Linked DNA regions of Homo sapiens: region 1 is linked to region 2. A link is a loop called in an ENCODE intact Hi-C map of the cell type or tissue named here. Cell type or tissue: HCT116. All regions are shown on one strand. Links, peaks and the distances in the headings refer to the core of each region. The heading gives the core; the rest is flanking DNA. Region 1 overlaps ERICH2-DT (ERICH2 divergent transcript). Region 2 overlaps LOC100130256 (a long non-coding RNA gene).

The links. Hi-C counts contacts between places; a loop is a spot of excess contacts. Peaks named below come from ENCODE experiments on the same cell type or tissue, not always from the same donor. Only the 100,000 strongest peaks of a DNase experiment are listed, where the experiment ranks them.
Region 1: it touches region 2 in a loop (1.9-fold over the local background); 1 of 110 quality-filtered maps calls a loop at or near these places.

Annotation. Positions count from the first base shown.
Region 1 is chr2:170,736,256-170,742,536 of GRCh38, forward strand. All of the region lies in intron 1 of ERICH2-DT (ERICH2 divergent transcript), which reads right to left. Among named protein-coding and RNA genes, the nearest start is that of SP5, 24 kb to the left of the region's middle. In HCT116, for the core only: no CTCF peak of the experiment used is centred there; a DNase peak (open chromatin) is centred at 3,036; H3K4me3 peaks cover 853 bases; H3K27ac peaks cover 618 bases.
Region 2 is chr2:170,682,415-170,688,695 of GRCh38, forward strand. It overlaps LOC100130256 (a long non-coding RNA gene), which reads right to left. Exons shown (of 10, transcript NR_187629.1): 2 at 482-645; 3 at 1-76. Among named protein-coding and RNA genes, the nearest start is that of LINC01124, 29 kb to the right of the region's middle. RefSeq lists an enhancer at 1-90. In HCT116, for the core only: no CTCF peak of the experiment used is centred there; no DNase peak of the experiment used is centred there.

The sequences.
Region 1 (6,281 bases), core at 531-5,530, 54 kb after region 2:
GTCACAGCCCACATGCCAGCAATAGCCGCTCACATCCCTCCCACGTAGAAAAGATGCAGCCACCGATGTGACTCTAAATACTGTTATAAGACCTCAGAAAGATTTCAGATGGTACCTCATGAACACTTTCAGACAGAAGTAGGCCTTTCAAGGATCTTAAAACACCACTTGTGTCTTTGGCCCTCAGGTCTTCCAGATTTCGAGAAACCATACTAAAGGGGCTGTACCCGAGAAACCTCATCAGCGCTGGCACCTGATTTGATGGCAAAATCTTGGACTTTGAACTGATGCAGTAATAGGATAAGACTCTGTAGACCTTCAGGAAAGGGAGAGTACATTTTCTATGTGGGAGGGATGTGAGCTGCTATTGAGACTGAATTTAGTATCAGAATGTGCCCCCAATTCAGCCATTGCACTGAGGACCTTCAGAATGCTTTGCTAACTAGAAAGACTGATTTGAGCCCTCCATACTTCCTCTAAAGTGTGCTGGAAAACTGACAGTTCCTCTTTCTCCAGCCATATTTCATCATAAGTAGAAACAAATTGACACTTTAAATTGTCTGCCAGGAAATATCCTTGGCCAAACCCACTGGTTCATTAGGTATATTTTCTATTTTCAGTGTTACTGTAGGTGGCAATGTTGCTAAACCTTTTGCTACATTTAACGAGGTCACTTTTCTTCCACCCTCCAGTCATAACTTCCTCCCCATCTTTCCAGCCTTCACTGGTAGTCTTCTCAAGGTCAGTCCAGCTTTCACCAACAAACTTCTCAAGGCCATTTAAGCCTGAAAGACTGAATATACATACAGACAATGGCCAGAAAATATGAAAAAATAGAACTCTGACCCACAATCTGCAGCAACCAACCTAGAAAACCAGCCCATGATTTAGAGAAACCAGCCGAAGAAGCAAGCCTACTAGAAATCAGTCTGCTATCTCTAGCAACAATCCAGGAAACCAAACAATAGCCTCTGTAACAACTGGCCCCAAATGACCAAGACTTGATTAATAACTGACAGCTTCCCTAATTTTTTTATTTTTGTCCCCACTTCCAACTTACAGCCAACCAGGGAAAGCCAAATGTGCAGTCTAACCAGTCAAAGAGGATGCCCCACTTCTAGTTAGCCTAACTAAAGCTTCCCAATGCCAGCAGCCTCCAATAGGGCATACCCAAAGCCTTCCCTTTTTTCCACTAAAAGCTTTCCCACTCCCGCCTGCTTTTGAGTGTCTTCCCAAATGCAAGTAATGGCAGCTGGCTCCCTTGCTACAGCAAGCTCTAAATAAATAGCCTTTGGTTATTCTCATTTGGTTGATCTTCCTTTATTTCCACAAGCTTCTTTCTGCTGACTAGTCAAAAGCTGATTGCTTTCGCTTATGTTTTGGGTTTTTGTTATGGGAGAATCCCACTTCCAGGTACCAAATTCTGTTCTGGTTATCTATTACTCCACAACAAACCACCCCCAAAACTTAGTGGTGTAGACAATAGTTATCTTACTGTGCTCACAGATTCTGTGGGTCAGGAATTCAGATACAGTACAACAAGGATGGTCTATTTTTGCCCCACAATATCTAGGGTGTCAGTTGGGAAAACTGGAATGACTAGGGGCAGGAATCACCTGGCGGCTGCCCCACTCACATGTCTGTTGCCTGGGCTAGGGTGGCTTGAAGACTGGGCTCAGCTGGAGCTGGCAACCAGAAAACCTGCCACGTGGCTTTCCCATGTGGCTTGGCTCTTCACAGCATGGTGGCTGGGCCCGGTGAGGGAGTGTCCTGAGAGGCACAGCCAGGCCGTGAATGTTCTAAGAGAAAGGTGGAAGCTGACTGACCTTTCTGATTAGCTTTGGAAGTCACATTTGTTGGTTCAAGTGAGTCACTTAGACTAATATATATTCAAAAGGAGGGAATTAGATTCTGTGTCTTTTTTTCTTTTTTAATTTATTTAGTTTTGAGACAGAGTTCTCCATCACCCAGGCTGGAGTGCAGTGGCACAATCTCAGCTCACTGCAACCTCCGCTTCCCGGGTTCAAGCGATGCTTGTGCCTCAGCCTCTTGAGTAGCTGGGCTTACAGGCATGTGCCACCATGCCCAGCTAATTTTTGTATTTTTGGTAGAGATGGGGTTTCACCATGTTGGCCAGGCTGGTCCCGAACTCCTGACCTCAAGTGATCTGCCTGCTTCAGCCTCCCAAAGTGCTGGAATTACAGGCATGAGCCACCGTGCCCGGCCAGATTCTGTCTCTTGATGTGGGAGTGACAAAGTCCCTCTGCAGAACACGTGGAATGGGAGAGACTGTTGCAGTCATTTTGGTAACTATGATTTGCCACTCCAGGCCACCCTCTTCCTGAAATCCATCTATTCATTTATTCATACATTACTTATATTTACCCTGCTTTCTTTCAAAAATAATTTCAGAGCTGAGTACAGTGATGCAAATGTGTAGTCCCAGCTATGCAGGAGGCTGAGGCAGGAGGATTGCTTGAGCCCAGGAGTTTGAGACCAGCCTGGGCAATATAGTGTAGAGATGGGATCTTGCCATGTTGACCAGGCTGGTCTGGAACTCCTGGGCTACAAAAATTTTTCAAGAAATTAGTTGTGCATGGTGATATGTGCCTGTAGTTCTAGCTACTTAGGAGGCTGAGGCAGAAGGATCATTGGAGCCCAGGAATTGGAGGTTACAGTGAGCTATGATTGAGCCACTGCACTCCAGCCTGGGTGACAGACTGAAAGACCCTGTCTCTAAAAAAAAGAAGAGGAATTTGAGGAAACTTCATTGTAGTTAGAAGACGTATTGGTGGGCATGGAAGCAAAACAAAGGAAGTTGGTTGCTCTCAGGTGATAATTTCATACAGGTATTCACTTATTCATTCCGTAGGTATTTTTTAAGCATTAACAATAGGCTCACGCTGTGGTCAGCACAGATGTGAGGGGAGCAAAATTAATACAAATCCTGTTCTCATGAAGCTTAAGTCCAGTTGGCAAGGCAAACACTGTAAAATAATCACACAAATATGTAACTATGAGTGCTGCGTAGCTCACAAATGTTATGCAGTCATGGTCCAGGAATGTGCTGCATAGGAGCTTGGTCTAGTCCAAGCAGTTAGAGAAGACTTCCCTAAAACAAAGCAATATTTAAGCTAATAAATAACTCAACAATGAGTAAAAAGTAATTAAACTAGGGTGTTGCAAAGTATGTTACAGAAACTAGTGGTACACAGATATATTATTGTCATTATTCTGTATTTTATGGTTTTGCATTATTTGTGGCCAGTGAAATTGGCTTTCCATTTACGTTGGCATATAAAATTTCCTTGTAAAATAAATGTATTTAAGTTTTAAAAGCTGTCAATGTAAAAAAGATCATAAGAAAAATAATAGAGTACGCATTACACAGAAAGGGCAAACATGAAGGTGTTAGGTGTAAACCTGAAGCTTGGTAAATACTGGACTAGGCGTGTTGGAGGATGGGTTGAGGAGAGGAGTCATGGGCATAAAGGGAGCTCCTGGTGCAAAAGCCTGAAGTGGAAGAAAGACTCAGGGGTCCAACAAGCAGAAAAGGAGCCAATATGGTTTGAGCAGAAAGAAAGAGGAAGTCACTCACTGTGAGCCAGGAGAGGCCAGCAGGACCTTGATATTCAGGGACTTTAGTTCAGAACTGAAACCCCCTAAAATCAAAATGAGCAGCTGCACTTTTTTTCCCTTAAATATTGTACTTGTGGAAGCTTACTACAAAATCACTGATACTTCACTGAGTATTTCAATAGTGATTTTTTTTTTTTTTTGAGACACAGTCCTGCTCTGTTGCCCAGGTTGGAGTGCAATAGTGCAATCACAGCTCATTGCAATCTCGACCTCCTAAGCACAAGCGATCCTCCCACCTCAGCCTCCCAAGTAGCAGGGACTGCAGGCACCTGCCACAATGCCCAGCTAATTAAAAAAAAAATTTTGTAGAGATGGGATCTTGCCATGTTGACCAGGCCCATTCTGGAACTCCTGGGCTCAAGTGATCCACGCACCCTGGCCTCCCAAAGTGCTAGGATTACAGGCAAGAGCCACTGCACCCAGCCTGAATAGTAAATTTTTAATAGAACAAACTTAGGCTATATAAATAACAACAATATTAACTTGCAGTGTCTAAGAGCTAATATTCCCACAGAAAAATAGTGTTGCTCAATCTGTTTCAATTATCCTAAAAGCAATGGGACACCATTGAAGAATTTGGGAAAGAGGAGTGATAAAACCTAGTTTTTGAGTTTTTAAAAAGTGATTTCTATCAATGTATCCATGCATTTAAAAAATTGTGCAGGAATGCTAATAATAATAAGATGCAACATTCTGCTCTCCAACCTCTTTCCCACCTCCAGAGACAACCACCTTACCTTTTTTCTGTTTGTATTCTCCTGGTGGTTTCCTCCTTCTCTCCAGAAAAAAATATGCTTCTATCTCCCTTTCTTGCTTTTTCACATTTGGACACTGCAGTGCATACATCACAGGTGCTTGCTTAGATATCTTAGGCTCAGCTATCTCCCAGCCACTCAGCCTGCCCTGCCCAGGGCATCCCAGTGGTGACTGACTGAGTGTGAGCATGTGGTTCCACCGCAGGAGCCATCAGGCCACATGCCTAGATCTGGCTTCCCCAGTGGCTACCAAAGGGGCCAGGTGACACAACTCGGATGTGTGAGGGCGTTAACTGCCCCAGCCAGCAAATTTTGACCAGCAGAAGAAAGAAGACAAAGTGAGCTTGCAGATGCATTTTCTCTCCCTCCTGCCTTTGAGCGACTGTCCTAGGCACAGTATTTCCATAAAGCCTGTCCAAAGAGGTCCTTTGTGACTGAGCAGCCAGCCACCTGCTGAGAAACCGGCTCTGTTTTTTCGTGGCTCTTCATGAAGCAATGGCCAGTGCAGTCATTCATCACCTTGTACTTGCTGCCATTCCTTCCCTGCCTCTCTTCCTTTTCCCCTGGCTCTCGCAGAGCTGGGTCTGTACCTCCCGACAAAAGCGTAAGCACTTAAGCTTTGCCTCGGGCTCTGTGTTCTAGGGAAATCAGACAAAAGCAGACATTGCCAATATTATTGATGAACTCAAAGTTATGATTCATATCATCACTTCCATCTCTCTCCCATGTTAATTCATTGTTTCTAGTTCTATCAGTTATGCTTACAACCATAAGTTACAACTTTCAATTTTGTGCTTATAAGTTTACTTCATTTTCTAACCATCAGAGCCAGTCTCTTGTTTCTGATACTTTGCAAGATGAAGACATTGGTGTCCTTTCCCTTCTTTTCACCTCTCCTTCCCTGATCACCTCCAAACCTCTGTCATCATACTGTACCATCCTTAAGGTTGAAAGCATTTACATACTGTTCTGTAATCATAATTATCTTCTGTTATTTTCCTAAGTGCTGATTCTAAATTTGAAAATCAATATGCAGTGTCAATCACTATGATGACTACCCATTGAACAGTGAATGTTTATTAAGAGTTTGCTATGTTTTGGGCACAGTTCTCTAGGCTCTAGGGATAGAACAGGGAATAAAAAGGACAGAAATCCTTGCCTTCACAGAGCTTTCATTTCAGTGGGGAGACAAACAAAAAACAGATATGTAAACTATAGAGCATGCTGGGTAATGGAAAGTACTAAGAGGGGAATAAGACAAGGAAGAAGAATAAGAGTCGATCAAAGGAGCTGAAATTTTAGGTAGGCTGGGCAGGGAAGGCTGCTCTGAGAAGGTAACTTAAGGAAGTGAGAGATCAAGACAAGCAGCCATCTGCTGGAACAGCATTCCAGGCAAAGGGAACAGCAAGTACAATGGCCCTAAGACAGGAGTGTGCTTACTGTATTCAAGCAACAGCAAGGAAGCTCATGTGGCTAGAGAAGATTGACCAAGGGGGATAGTAGAGGGGAATAAAGACAGAGAAGTCATGGGGAGCAGATCATGGAGGGCCTTAGAAGTCAAAGCAAGGACTTTGGCTTTTACTATAGCAGAGGCAGATAACCTTGAGAGGGTTTGAGCAGTGGATGGACAGGATCCAACGTACACGTGAACATGACCCACTCTGGATACTGTGATAAGAAGAGACTGAAGGGGGTGGGGAGGAAGCAGGAAAAGTAGTTGGGAGACTCGAAACAATCTAAGCAAAGGATGATGGTGGCCTGAAGTAGGGTGATGGCAGTGAAGGAGATGAGAAGAGGTCAGAATCTTGGTCTATTTTGAAGGTAGAGCCAATATGATTGGTGAATGATTGGATGTGGGAGAAAATGCAGTCAAGATGACTCCAGGGT
Region 2 (6,281 bases), core at 701-5,700:
AGCAGCTGAAATATCACGGTGACCAAGACAAACAAGATCCCTGCTCTCTTGGAGCTTACACGGCCTCACGTCTTCACTGGATAAGGAATGAGAGAAAAGAGAAAGGCCATAAACATAAAGCCCTTCACAGCAGAATGTTTAGGATCGATCTATGCAACTTCAAAACTATCTAAATGACACAGATGAGTTTGACAACTAAATGTGGGGGAAGGGGACTTGCCCTCACTTCAGGAGGAGCAATGGAAGAGATTGCAAGTTCATCTTAGCAACGCTTAGCAAAGCACCTGGCTTTTTTATTGTAACATTTTTGTTTTCCAGTCACTGGTTTCAAACAGACGTCACAAGCCTCTCACTAGAAAGTATGATCATCTAGAAATTATATAAATCTAGAAATTGTATGCATTTCCTTACATATTACAAAGTGCTTTACTAAATTTTGGGAATAGTTTCAAGGGGGAAAAATAAAGAAATGGAGCCTTACTTTATAGAAAGAGAAGCATTAGCCAGGCATGGTGGTGTGTTCCTGTAATACCAGCCACTGGAGAGGCTGAAACAGAAGGATCGCTTGAACCTGGGAGGTGGAGGTTGCAGCGAGCCGAGATCGTGCCACTGCACTCCAGCCTGGGCAACAGAGTGAGACTTCACCTAAAAAAAAAAAAAAAAAAAAGAAAGAAAGAAAGAAATAGAAGCATTAACACTGAGTAAAAGCCAGATTGATCTTGTGGCTAGAAGGCAGATACTTGCAACTATTTCTAGTCCCTACCTCCAAAACTTCAACACCTTTATGTCTATATGAACCAATGCGGGTACCAAAGTCATTTAAAGACTGACAGCATAGTGGCCGGGCGCGGTGGCTCACACCTGTAATCCCAGCACTTTGGGAGGCCAAGGCAGGCAGATCACGAGGTCAGGAGATCAAGACCATCCTGGCTAACAAGGTGAAACTCTGTCTCTACTAAAAATACAAAAAATTAGCCAGGCGTGGTGGCGGGCACCTGTAGTCCCAGCTACTCAGGAGGCTGAAGCAGGAGAGTGGCGTGAACCTGGGAAGCGGAGCTTGCAGTGAGCCGAGATCGTGCCACTACACTCCAGCCTGGGCGACAGAGCAAGACTCTGTCTCAAAAAATAAAAAAAAAAAAAAAAAAAAGACTGACAGCATGGCCAGGTATGGTGGCTTATGTCTATAATCCCAACACTTTGGGAGGTCAAGGTGGGCGGATCACTTGAGGTCAGGAGTTCAAGACCAGCCTGGGCAAAATGGTAAAACCCCATCTCTACTAAAAATACAAAAATTAGCCGGCATAATGGTGCACACCTGTAATCCCAGCTACTTGGGAGGCTGAGGCAGGAGAATCGCTTGAACCCGGCAGGTGGAGGTTGCAGTGAGCTGAGATCCCGCCACTGCACTCCAGCCTGGGGGACAGAGTGAAACTCCATCTAAAAAATATATATATAAAAAATAAAATAAATAAATAAATACTGACAGCAATTCTACCAGATTTTCCAGAATGTGGAAATGGAGTTTGCCCTGAACACATGAGAAAAATGAGGAAATTCATGTGAACTCAACTAAACCTGTGCTGGAAAATTTATCTGTTTCCCTGTAGGGTATTAACCTTTTATTTTTCTTTCAATATCATCAATCAACAGGTCATCTGGGCTTAGTGAACATGGGATTCAGGACTAGTTGCCAGCTTTAATGTTTTCAGGTCAACAAAGTTAGGATCCCTGTCTGTCTGCAAGGCAAGTGCTCTAGAAGTTGCTGCCTTGGCCAAGGTCTTAGATACCTATGTATAGGACACTGTCTGCTGTGGCTGGCCATGTCACCTTCACAGTGCCAGGCAGGTCACCAGCAGTGGTCACGGCCCAAGCAGCAACTAGTAGAGTAGCCCACAGAAAGGCAGCAACCCCTGGCCGGGCACCGTGGCTCACGTCTGTAATCCCAGCACTTTGGGAGGCAGAGGCAGGCGGATCACCTGAGGTCAGGAGTTCAAGACCAGCCTGGCCAACATGGAGAAACCCCGTCTCTACTAAAAATACAAAATTAGCTCGGTGTGGTGGCAAATGCCCGTAATCCCAACTATTCGGGAGGCTGAGGCAGGAGAATAGCTTGAACCCTGGAGGAGAAGGCAAAGGTTGCGGTGAGTCGAGACCGCGCCATTGCACTCCAGGCTGGGCAACAAGATCAAAACTCTGTCTCAAAAAAAATAAAAAAAAAAAAGAGAGAAAAAGAAAAGAAAAGCAGCAATCCCTAAGAATAATCTCAATGACACCTAAGTAGCAATCTGATAACAGACTAAGTTCACATATTTGCCCTGTCCCTAATGTCTCGCATAAATAAATGCTATATTTGACATCAATTTTTTTTTTTTTTTTTTTTTTTTTACTAAAAAGTCTCTTCTGGGATGGTAAACTGTAACATTCCTAGCAAAGACAAAAGCAATATTTTACTCTAATGGAAAGCAGGAATGACGAAATAATAAAGCCCATTAAAAGATGGTAAATAAATTTTGGCCTATAAATTTCCTTAGGATTGTTGAAAAATATCATTAATTTCAGAACTCTCTAAATATCCAGGAAACTGCAATTTAGACAACAGTGCAAGAACCCTTTATATTTATATTAGGCATTTTGTAATAGGTTAAATTCTTTGCTTAAATTATATAATCAGTAACAGTTGAATTCTTAACATTTAAAGGAACGGTTTAAGAAATTAGTAGTACATGTGAAAATTAAAGTGTTTCCAGTTTCATTGCTATAATTATAAAAATTCAAAAGGGATTGAGTACTTGACAAAATAACTCTTAATTTTACTAACATTGTTCAAAACACATTTATTGAATATTTGCTATGTGCCAGGTACCATTTATCTGGTACAAAGAGCCCCAGAAAAACACTAAAAGTGACAGGGAAGGAAAAAAAGAAAAAAGGAGGGGGGAAAATCAAGAAAGAAAGAGGATATTTACTGCTCAATGTTAAAACACACTATAAAATTACAAAAATAAGAGCATTTTGCTGGCACCAGAATAGACAGAGAAATAGAACAGCAAAGATATGAAATAAACACAAGTATATCTTCATATTTCTTATGATGCAAGTGAAATTTCAAATCAGTCCAGAATAATTCAATACATGGCATTGAAAAAAATTAAACTTTCAAAAAAAATACAGTTCAGTCCTTGTCAAAAACTGTGAGGGCCTCGGGCTTTTTACCTACTTGCAAACTACCAAGTTAGCCTGCTGTAGTTTCACGGATATTGGCAGAAGGTACAAGACTTTTGGGTCAGAGACAAAATGGCAGTAGCAGCAGCCTGGAGGTCAACGTTTACACCGGCTCCCTGAGCCCCCATTTCCCACAGGGTGATGTGAAGAGGGCCAGATGCTGCCTGCAGGCAGTGGGGTGGATTACAGGAGAGGAATCCCAAGCTGAAGGAGCTATGCTCTTTTGTAATGGGCAGTATGCCTGCTTGATCTTTGCCACTGATCTTTATTACATGCATAAGCCACCAACCTGCTCTCTGCTCCTAAGAGGAAACCATCTCTGTTTTCCAAGGCTGTTCACTATACACACTCTGAAAAGATAGTTGAGGTCGAAGCAGTGCCTTCGCTCAGAAAACATGCAGCAACACCAGAGACATGGAGAATTGTGCCCCGCAATGGCCATTAACTAGTGCTTTATTTTAAAAGAATTCTAGATAGATTAAAGAAAGAGTTGAATATAAGAAGAACAGGGTGCATGGGCCTGTAATCCCAGCTATTTAGGAGGCTGAGACAGGAGGATTGCTAGAGTCCAGGAATTCAAGACTAGCCTGGGCAACATAGTGAAACCCTGAGAAAGAAAAGAAAAAGAAAGAAAAGAGAGAGGAGAGGAGAGGAGAGGGGAGGGGAGGGGAGGGGAGGAAAGAGGGAGGGGAGGAAAGAAGGAGGGGAAGAAAGGAGGGGAGGGGAGGGAAGGAGAGAGGAGGGAAGGCGAGGTGAGGCGAGGCGGGGCGGGGCGGGGCGGGGCGGGGCGAGGCAATAGAAAAACTAGGAGAAAATGTATATGAACGTATCCATGCTTCTCAGGCAGGGAGACCTTTCTAAGCATAACATCAAAGACAACTTAAAGGGAAAAATCATAATGTATTTTACTACATAAAAATTTAAAACCTGCTCATGTCAAAGACACCATAAAATAAATTGCACTGAGGGAATGGAGTTATTGTTTAATGTGTACTGAGTTTCAGTTTGGAAAGATGAAAAAGTTTTGGAAATGGGTATCAGTGATGATTTCCCAACAATGTTAATATATTTAATGTCACTGAATTGTACACTTAAAAATGTTTAAAATGATAAATGCTATATATATTTTACAATAAAAATGTTGTAAAATATTAAATTGCACCAATAAGCTGGAAAGAAAATTTGTTCATAGGATAAAGACTAATAGCCCTACTATTTTTTTATTCAACAAATATGTATTGACTGCTATGATGCATTAGGAACATGATGGAAATCAAGACATCATGGTCTTGCCTTCAAGGACAATAATGAGCTTCTACAAGCTATTAAGAACAAGAAAAACATCCCAATAAAAAAATAAAGAAGAGCGGCATACACAGGTAGTTCACAAAATAATACAAATGGATACATATGAAAAAGTGTTCAGGCCAGGCACGGTGGCTCACACCTGTAATCCCAGCTGAGTGAGGGGGGCTGAGTGAGGCAGGAGAATCGCTCCAGCCCGGGAGATGGTGGTTGCAGTGAGCCGAGATGGCACCACTGCACTCCCGCCTGGGCAACAGGAGTAAAACCCTGTCTCAAAAAAAAAAGAAGAGCCAGGCACGGTGGCTCACGCCTGTAATCCCAGCACTTCGGGAGGCCGAGGCGAGTGAATCACGAGGTCAGGAGTTTGAGACCAGCCTGGCCAATATGGTGAAACCCTGTCTCCACTAAAAATACAAAAATTAGCCAGGTGTGGTGGCGGGCGCCTGTAGTCCCAGCTCCTTGGGAGGCTGAGGCAGAAGAATCGCTTGAACCTGGGAGGCAGAGGTTGCAGTGAGCCGAGATTGCACCACTACCTCCAGCCTGGGCAACAGAGCAGACTCCATCTCAAAAAAAAAAAAAAAAAAAGAAAAAGTGTTCAACCTCACTAGTAGTAAAATAGAAATTACAAACAAAATACCATTTTACTTTCAGAATAGCAGTTTTTTCCTTAAAGTGCTCAGTGTTGGTGAGGATACCGGGAAATGGGTACTACCCAAGTCCGCTGAAGTTCATGAATCAGCATGAAGTTCCTGGCCTGCACCCAGAGTGAATACATCAGAAACCTGAAAACCATGCTTACTTCTTGCCCAGTTATTCCCTAATAGGAAGGCATCCTAGGAGAATGGTCTGAGATACATACAAAATGTTCTTTGCAGCACTGTATATAATACCAAAAAAACAAACAAACAAACAAGCAAACACTGGAAACAATTTAAATATTCAAAGTAGGGCATTAATTAGGTAATTATGTTGCCACCATTCAATGGTATAATAGTCTTTTTCTTTTTTCTTTTCTTTTCTTTTTTTTTTTTTGAGCTGGAGTCTCGCTCTGTCACCCAGGCTGGAGTGCCCTGGCTCGATCTCGGCTCACTGCAAGCTCCGCCTCCCGGGTTCACGCCATTCTCCTGCCTCAGCCTCCCGAGAAGCTGGGACTACAGGTGCCTCCATCATGCCCGGCTAATTTTTGTGTGTGTGTGTGTTTTTAGTACAGATGGGGTTTCATTGTGTTAGCCAGGATGGTCTCGATTTCCTGACCTCATGATCCGCCCGCCTCAGCCTCTCAAAGTGCTGGGATTACAGGCGTGAGCCACCGCGCCCAGCCGGAATAATGTCCTTAAATTGGCTCAAAAAGGTAGAAAAAGAAGCCTGGCTATTAAAAAAAATACAAAACGACACTATTTTTATTTTTCAATTAAGCCTAAGTAGCCATGAAAATATTAAAGAGTTATACTAGAAAGTTGGCAATGTTTGTCTTTGTGCATTGACCATTTAATAGTTGTTGTGGCCGGTACGGTGGCTGATGCCTGTAATCCCAGCTCTTTGGGAGGCCAAGGCAGGCGGATCACAAGGTCGAGAGATCGACGAGACCATCCTGGCCAACATTGTAAAACCCCGTCTCTACCAAAAATAGAAAAATTAGCTGGGCATGGTGGCACACACCAGCAGTCCCAGCTACTCAGGAGGCTGAGGCAGGAGAATCGCTTGAACCCGGGAGGCAGAAGTTGCAGTGAGCCGAGATCATGCGACTGCACTCC